Regions from separate parts of the Homo sapiens genome. Here region 2 is linked to region 1. The links are chromatin contacts, found by Hi-C or POLR2A ChIA-PET in ENCODE. All regions are on one chromosome and are shown on one strand. The core of a region is the stretch at or near the end of the contact, and the rest is flanking DNA. Distances in the headings are between cores, read along the strand shown. Region 1 holds the start of LINC02288 (long intergenic non-protein coding RNA 2288). Region 2 overlaps SPTLC2 (serine palmitoyltransferase long chain base subunit 2).

Region 1 (4,130 bases), core at 724-3,223:
GTCAGGGTGAATCATGTCAGGGCTTTGCAGTGGACCTGCAGCCTGGGAGCTGAAGACAGGGACACGAAACATCCCTGTGTCTGGGAGGTGCCCTTCTGAAAGAGGCAGGAGATGGGTATTTGCTCTCACCAGGCTCCTCTCCTTCAGGATTTTTTTTTTTCTAATTCATTGCAAGATGGAGTTTTTTTTTAAAAAATTGGCACTGATAAAAGCCAAGGATAGAAAACTCCCCATAAAACACGGCCCCCCAAGGGAAGTGCAAAACCCATTTGATGCAAAATATAGATATCTTCACCCTGGATTTTTCCCCCTTTGCTTTACAACTCTGCAGACATCAGGTTAGCAAAAGGTAATAAATAGTCCTTGCACAGCAGGGTCTGGACTAGTGAAAACAGTTTACTGAAATTAATGGGCCTCGTTTGAACCAAAACCTCCACTTTGGAATTAATGCCAGACATAGTTTTCCTGAACTCTATCCAACCGCCTAAGCGGCAGACAATTTTCATTCTATTTGTGCTGGAAAATAAAGCCCAAGCCCTTGATCTCAGTGTAGATTTTCATTAAAAAAAAAAAAAAAGTACAGTGAATACTATGCCAATTTCCACTTTCTGCCCATAGAAGCCCTTGTGCTCTGGGCTGTGCGTGACGGTCAGAAGTTATCTGGTAAACTTTGCATTGAAAAGCATCTCCGAACTCCCTCCCCATCTGTGGCCTCACAGCTTTCACCATGACATCTGAGAGATTCAAGGAAAGCTCCAGAAACAGGCTTAGCTCTCAATAACAACCCTCTTCCCTACAGATCTTAGAAAGGCTGGATCTGAACAACGCTGCCTGCAAGACCTCCATTCCCACCCTAAATAAAGCGCCAAACCATCCAACCGAAACCCACCCCTCCTCCCCTGGTACTCAGGGTGTCTACAGCTCTGAGGCTCCCTTTATTTTTATTTTTATTAATGTATTTTTAAGGCTGAAAGGCACACACACCACACGCATTCACACCCAGTGGTTATGGGGTTTTGGCAGGTACGCGGAGACCCGGTGCCCCAGCTGTCAGTGTCTGATCCCAACCCCTCCTCCTCCTCCCTCCGTTATTTATTAATAAAAGCCTGGTCGTGGGCAGCCGGCGTTCTGGTTTTCATTGTACAGTCTGCACTGGTGACACAGGACATGTGGAAAATTTTGAGAGCACTGCGGTGAATAGTGTGGAGGGGGAGCGTGAGCAGGGGGAGGGGAGGGGAGGGAGGGGAGCGAGTTACTTTTTAGCTTCCGCTAAGTACTTGGCGGCTCGCCAGGCCCGGAGAATTGTGGGAAGCGAAAACCTCCCCAGTATAAACTGCCAGCTTTAAGCAGCCCTGACAGTTCTGCTCCTTCCAAACTTGGCAGCCGTTCAAAGTGCTCTTTCATTTGAAATGCTGGAAGCCTGCCATGTGCAATGCAGATTTGCTGTGCCTGTGCGCAGAAGGAACTGATAAATGCCGTTGCAGTTGCCATGGGGACAGGAGGCTATCAGAATGGCCTTGTGATCCGCAGCCTCTCTGCGCGGCAGGCTCTCGTTCTCCCCCTCCCGCCCCTCCTCCCTCTAGTCAGTGAGATGGTGAAATAAATGTTCTGGAAAAAGGTTAACCCTCCCCGCTCTGGTTCCGAGGGTGAGAGGAGGTTAACCTCTAAGCACTTCCTTGGCCTTAAGTGCCAGCCCGGAGCACAGGTGTCAGCGCCGTCCTTGGGTGGGTCACCATCCTCCCGCTCTCCTCTTTCACACCCCCAGCTTTCTTCCTGCTCCCTGGGGGCTTTCACAAAGCGGTATTTTTAATAGAGGCTTTTCAGCAAGCTCAAGTGTAAGTCTTTGAGTCATCAAAACCCGGATGTAAACACAGCAGCCCTGCATTCTGCACAGTTTGCGTGTATTTTATCTTTTTAATAATATTTAGCTGGCAACTTAAAACTGCAAGGATGCCAGATATTTTAGCCAGCCACTTACATCATGCAGCATCCATCTTGGGGAGAGTGGTGGCGGGTCCTTTCCTTGTTCTCTTGCTCCCTGCCGCCTACCTGAGACCGCAGGAAATCTGGGTCTTTCTGAAGGCATCTTCTTGTGGTGTAGTCCCCTTGGAACCGCGGCCTTTAGAATGAACATGACATCACCTTGGGCAACAACGACAGAGGGTGTGTTCCTGTAGGAGACAAGACACGGGGAGATCCAAGGTGAAACAGATCTATCATTTACGCTGCGCCAATTTCAGGTGTGTGAGGGTGCACAGTCTGGATCATCAGCCCCCCATTTAGCACGAACTGCCGTTTGAAACACAGTCTGATTTAATGTACAGAAACAAAATAGCACATTCAGATTTGGTATATTTTCAGGCCTGTAATGCCAACACTCCGGGTGGCCTGTTTAATGGGGAAAAAATGAAATATTCCACTCCAGCCCAGGCCTATGGAAACCAAAGAGGTTTAGTGATTTATTTACATTGGGGGTAAAAACGGTGAGCAGTATTCCTTCTCGGCTCGCTACTTCCTGAAGGTTTCCTGAACCTAAACATTCGTTAACATCCCAGGAAGGGAACTTATTTTTCCTGTGGCTTTCAATATTTTCTGCTAAATATATTTCGGCACACTGTTTATCTTGGGCTTCAGCTTTCAGACCTTTATGCACTTTTAACACCTTGAGGCTGTTTCACTGAAAAATGGTGTATGTTAATTAAAGAGGACTTTATGTGCTGGGCATTAAGGCAGGGGGGATTTCTGTTTTGATCTGTCTGTATAATGAGGGGCTTCAGGATGAAACACAAGTCAGAGGCCTGTTAGCTTCGTGAAGCCCTTTTGACAAAGCGGGACCTTGAATGTGGGCCCTTGTATTCAAACACTTGAAGACCACAGAATGTTGAACTGAACGAAACATTTCTTCCTAAGTGCATGGTGAACATGGAGGCCAGGAGACGAGAAAGACTGAAAATGCCCCAAGTTCCTGGGGCTTAGCTGCAATTTCTTTGAACTTGACTGTCTCTGGGTGTCTGCTCGTGATTGTCACGGCAGCTCTGGCCAAGGCGATGCACTCTGTCTCGCTGGAATTTCCTGATTCCAAAGTAGCCCCTTCCAAATAAATAATCAACAAACGCCATCTGCTTCACCTTGCCAGCAGGCACAGAGCTGAAGGGTTAGCTAAAACCTACAATTTTTAGGAGCAGTAGGCTCTTGAGACATTTCAAGATAGGTTTCGACTTGGAATTAAACTAGAGTTAGAGGCAGAAATCAGGTGATTCAGAAAGCAACCCCCCCTCCCTCCCGCCAACTTCCCCAGACAGTCCAGGCAGCTGGGTTTTTGGCTCTCACAGCTGCTAAGCTTTGGCAAGCCAAAAGCATATTTCGTGGTGGTGATTCCTTTCCCAGGTTGACGGACATGTTTCTGTACTGAGCACAAGGCATGTTTCCTGACCGTGTGTGAATCAGAGGCTGCATTTTTATCCAGGGCTTCTGGTGACAGTTTTAAGCTGGATGAACAAAGCAGACCCTGACATGTCCCTGTCATCAAGGTCAAGAGATACAGAATCTATCCTAAATGTTCGCCACCTCTAGCCCAGATGTATTATATTTATTTATTTTTGTTTTGTTTTGTTTTTTGAGGCGGTGTCTTCCTCTGTCGCCCAGGCTGGAGTGCAGTGGGGCAGTCTCAGCTCACTGCAACCTCCGCCTCCCGGGTTCAAGCAATTCTCTTGCCTCAGCCTCCCGAGTAGCTGGGATTACAGGCACGTGCTATCATGCCTGGCTACTTTTTTTGTATTTTTAGTAGAGACAGGGTTTTGCCATGTTGGCCGGGCTGGTCTCGAACTCCTGACCTCAGGCGATCTGCCCTCCTCAGCTTCCCAAAGTTTCTGGGATTACAGGCATGAGCCACCACACCCGGCTATTTTTTTTTTAATCATGCCAAGAGCAGCCACCACCCCACAAGTCAATGGATGCCCATGTTCATGTGTCAGATGTTACCCTTCTCTCTCTCAGTGTTTTTGTAGTGTTTGCTTCTTTGTTGGCTTTGGTGAGAAGATTTACAAAAGCCATTTTGGACCCTTGAGTGCCTTTCCAGATCGAGGCAAGCTCCAAGATTCCAAACAGCCTTGACCTCGTCTGTGTCGCCC
Region 2 (4,112 bases), core at 494-2,993, 540 kb after region 1:
TACAACTTCCATTTTCATACTGTAAGAGCACCTGAGAATGAGAGGCCACTTATATTTAATTAACTGCTAAATCAGGACAGGCTTGGTGGCTCACGTCTGTAATCCCAGGACTTTAGAAAGCCAATGCAGGAGGACTGCTTGAGCTCAGGAGTTCGGGACAAGCCTGGGCAACATAGCGAGACTCTGTCTCAACAAAAACATTTTAAAAATTAGCCAGGTGCAGTGCACCTGTAGTCCCAGCTACTCGGGAGGCTGAGGCAGGGAGATCCCTTGTGCCCAGTAGATTGGGGCTGCAGTGAGCTATGATGGCACCACTGTACTCCAAGCTGGATAACAGCAAAAACAACAACAAAAAAAACCCTGATGTATCAGGAAAACATCTGGAAAGGCATCAATTCTCTATGATTATTTTAACACAACTCTTATCAGATAAAAGTCACTTAACTTTAATAGTTGACATATATTACATGGTTTCAAATAACTGACTTCATGAATGTAGAGCACAAGAATGTAAATTAACAAAGTAGTCCTCATAAAAATAAAATGTAGTCATACAATTCTGTCATTAAATGGTTTCCCTCCCTAATAATCTCAAAAAGACGGCTCTTCCCTCCCCACAAGCCTCCTCCCACATTAATAGATTAGGGGAAATGCCATAAAAACCACATAATTCCAATTTCAACCAAGAAAAACAATTCCAAAATTAAGATTCCATCCTTTGCATATTTTCAAGGATCAAAATGAAACAAATCCAAAGAGAAAATAATAAACAAGAAACACTATAAAATAGGATATAGGGGCCGGGTGTGGTAGCTCACACCTGTAATCCCAGCACTTTGGGAGGCCGAGGTGGGTGGGTGGGAAGATCACTTGAAGTCTCAGGAGTTCAAGACCAGCCTGGCCAACATGGCGAAACCCATCGCCACTAAAAATACAAAAATTAGCTGGGCATGGTGGCGGGTGCCTGTAATTCCAGCTACTCGGGAGGCTTGAGGCAGCAGAATCGCTTGAACCTGGGAGGCAGAGGTTGCAGTGGGCCGTGGTCACTGCACTCCAGCCTGGGCAACAGAATGAGACTCCATATCAAAAAAAAAAAAAAATGGTTATAGGAAGCCACCCACCTTAGGTTCTTTTCCCTTTAGAAAGGAATTTTTTAAAAAAGAAAAAAAAAAAAAAAAAAAGAGGCCAGGTACAATGGTTCATGCCTGTAACCCCAACACTTCGGGAAGCTAAGGTGGAAGGATCGCTTGTGGCCAGGAATCTGAAGTGACAGTAAGCTATGACTACACCACTGCACTCCAGTCTGTGCAACAGAGCGAGAACCTGTCTCAAAAAGAAAAGAAGGCAGGACACAGTGGTTCATGCCTGTAGTCCCAACACTTGGGAGGCTAAGGCGGGAAGATCACTTGAGCCCAGGAGTTCAAGACCAGCCTGGGCAACATAGTGGGACTCTGTCTCTACAAATAAATTTTTAAAAAGAAAGAAAAGAAAATACATTCCCAAAATGAATTCCTATGCTCAGGAACTTAACCCTTCCTCTGAGAGATTAAGTTGTACTAAAACTTAAGTCTGTAAAAAATCAAGTCACAGCGGAGCAGAAATGCTATGCCTGGTGTGGTATGACCACTACTCAGAACACATGTGACCAGACCATATGAGATCTACTTAAACTCTTGAATGTAAAGGGTAAACCAAACAACAAGAAAACGAAACTACAGTTTTTACTGTATCAGCCAACTACTGAGTTTATAACCATTAGATCTGGGCTTGGTGCCAATATAAATTAAGCTGTTAACTAAATCAGTCAAAAACATTGAAAAAGCTTAAGCCTTATTCTGTAAAAGATTTTCATTGCTAAAGAAGGCTGCATACAACTCTAAAATTAACAACTTTCTATGACACCGGACTCTCAAGTGCCTATTGAATGAGCCTCCCAGTAGATAAATCTTATAAATAAGGCTGAGCAAAGTCAGAAGCTACTCTAAGAATTTGCAGTACCTGATACCATCTCTCTTTTTTTTTTTTTTTTTTTTTTGAGGCAGAGTTTCACTCTTGTTGCCCAGGCTGGAGTGTAATGGTGTGATCTCGCCTCACTGCAACCTCTGCCTCCCAGGTTCAAGCGACTCTCCTGCCTCAGCCTCCCAAGTAGCTGGGATTACAGGACTCTGCCACCATGCCCAGCTAATTTTTTGTATTTTTATTAAAGACGGGGTTTCACTATGTTGGCCAGGTTGCTCTCAAACTCCTGACCTCAGGCGATCCACCCACCTCGGCCTCCCAAAGTGCTGGGATTAAAGGTGTGAGCCACCATGCCCAGCCACCATCTCTTTTACAACTGGTTCTAATAGTTAATTTTCCTCAGGACAGAAAATATTCATAAATAACATGTCTATCACAATTGGAAATTTTTCATTTAAATGGCATGTCCATTTTGATAGCCTTCCAACAAGTATACTGGTTGAATGAAAATAGGAATAGAGATATCCAATTCTAATTAAAACTTTTTATTTGGCTGTTATTATCCATGCATTTATTTCCCAAAGGAAAAAACAAAAAGTAGTCTTCAATCCTTTTCATTCATGTAAAAAAGGGTAACAGTACTAACGCTTCTAATGAAGGAAATGACAGTACTGATTATCTCATTTCTTTTTTTTAATTAAAAAAAAAAATTTTTTTTTGAGACAGAGTCTCACTCTGTCACCCAGGCTGGAGTGCAATGGTGTGATCTCGGCTCACTGCAACCTCCGCCTCCTAGGTTCAAGTGATTCTCCTGTCTCAGCCTCCCAAGTAGCTGAGATTACAAGTGCCCGCCACCACACCTGGCTAATTTTTGTATTTTTTAGCAGAGACAGTGTTTCACCATGTTGGTCAGGCTGGTCTTGAACTCCTGACCTCAAAGGATCTGCCTGCCTCAGCCTCCCAAAGTGCTGAGATTACAGGCATGAGCTATGGCGCCCGGCCAATCTCATTTCTTTATAATCTTTCTAAACACTGCACATTAATGTTCAAAGTATTAACTCCAATATTAAGAGAAATATTTCCTTACAGACAAATTTTTATTAGCAACAAAAGCAATATTTTTTGTTTTACTATATAAAACAGAAAAACCTTAGAGTCTGCTCCAAATACCAGAGGGATTATCAAACCCCAAGATAGAAAAAAGACTGCAGGCCAGAATGAAGTAGAGCTTCACCCCTCAGCCTTGGGCTAAACAAAGAAAACCAGAGGCACAGCTGTCTGGGATTAGGAAGGAAGCAATGGGTTCCAATTTCCTGAACAAAGAATTGTGCCTGCCATGGTCAGGCATTTCCATCTCTCCTTAACAAGTGATTAAGTCACAGTAGCACAGGGTAAAGGAGGAGAAGCTGTCACAACCAGGGATGTTAGGGACCAAAAGCGGGTGGCATAGAATGGTAGGAGAGAGGGACTTACGGCCGAAATCTCAGCTCCCCTTTACTCCTTAGCTAAGCTCCAGGGTAGTAGCTCTGATCTCAGTCAGTAGGTTCAGCAGAAAGATTTGATAGGCATGGCTGGGCGCAGTGGCTCACGCCGTAATCCCAGCACTTTGGGCTCAAGGCGGGTGGATCGCTTGAGCCCAGGAGTTTGAGACCAGCCTGGGCAATGTAGTGAAACTCTGTCACTACAAAAAATACAAAAATTAGCCAGGTGTGGTGGCATGTGCCTGCAGTCCCAGCAACGTGGGAGGCTGAGGTGGACAGATCACTTGAGCTCAGAAGGTTGGGGCTGTAGTGAGCCAAGATCGGACCACTGCACTTTAGCCTGGGCAATAGAGTGAAAAGCTGTCTCAATAAATAAATAAATAAATAAATAAATAAATAAATAAATAAAAATAATAATTTTAAAAAAGATGAGAAGGGCAGCAAACCAAACTCCCTGCAGCTTAGCCATGAAAAAAAGGAGGGGAGGGGTCACTACTTGCAGTTCCAGTTCTAGGCAATGGGAGTGTATTTCCAAAAATATCAGGTTAACTTTAAACACTCTAAGACCACAGTTAAACTAGGGGGGTAATCTTTTCATTCATTCATTCAAATATATCTTAGTGAGTACTCGATACATACTGGGTTGTATGCCAGACTTTCAGGATACGTTAA

The links. Hi-C counts contacts between places; a loop is a spot of excess contacts on that map. ChIA-PET counts read pairs that join two places held with the same protein, here RNA polymerase II (POLR2A). Pooled maps may share reads with other maps.
Region 2: a loop to region 1 is called in a pooled map, with 4 times the contacts of the local background. The contact joins the enhancer-like site here to the promoter of LINC02288 in region 1. A Hi-C loop is called at or near these places in 1 of 168 maps with a recorded cell type or tissue (OCI-LY7) and 4 of 50 pooled maps. POLR2A ChIA-PET finds 5 or more read pairs at or near these places in 3 of 52 experiments (MCF 10A, PC-9 and activated B cell).

Annotation. Positions count from the first base shown.
Region 1 is chr14:77,039,076-77,043,205 of GRCh38, forward strand. It overlaps LINC02288 (long intergenic non-protein coding RNA 2288), which reads left to right and starts at 1,974. Exons shown (of 4, transcript NR_110554.1): 1 at 1,974-2,202. RefSeq lists a silencer at 1,147-1,336 and enhancers at 1,446-2,177, 1,453-4,130, 1,587-1,676.
Region 2 is chr14:77,579,393-77,583,504 of GRCh38, forward strand. The region is part of intron 2 of SPTLC2 (serine palmitoyltransferase long chain base subunit 2); the gene reads right to left. Among named protein-coding and RNA genes, the nearest start is that of SPTLC2, 35 kb to the right of the region's middle. Within about 2 kb of position 1,744, at least 8 of the 41 ENCODE cell types and tissues checked have a DNase peak (open chromatin) inside an H3K27ac peak, as active enhancers do; they include PC-9, where a contact is called at or near this core.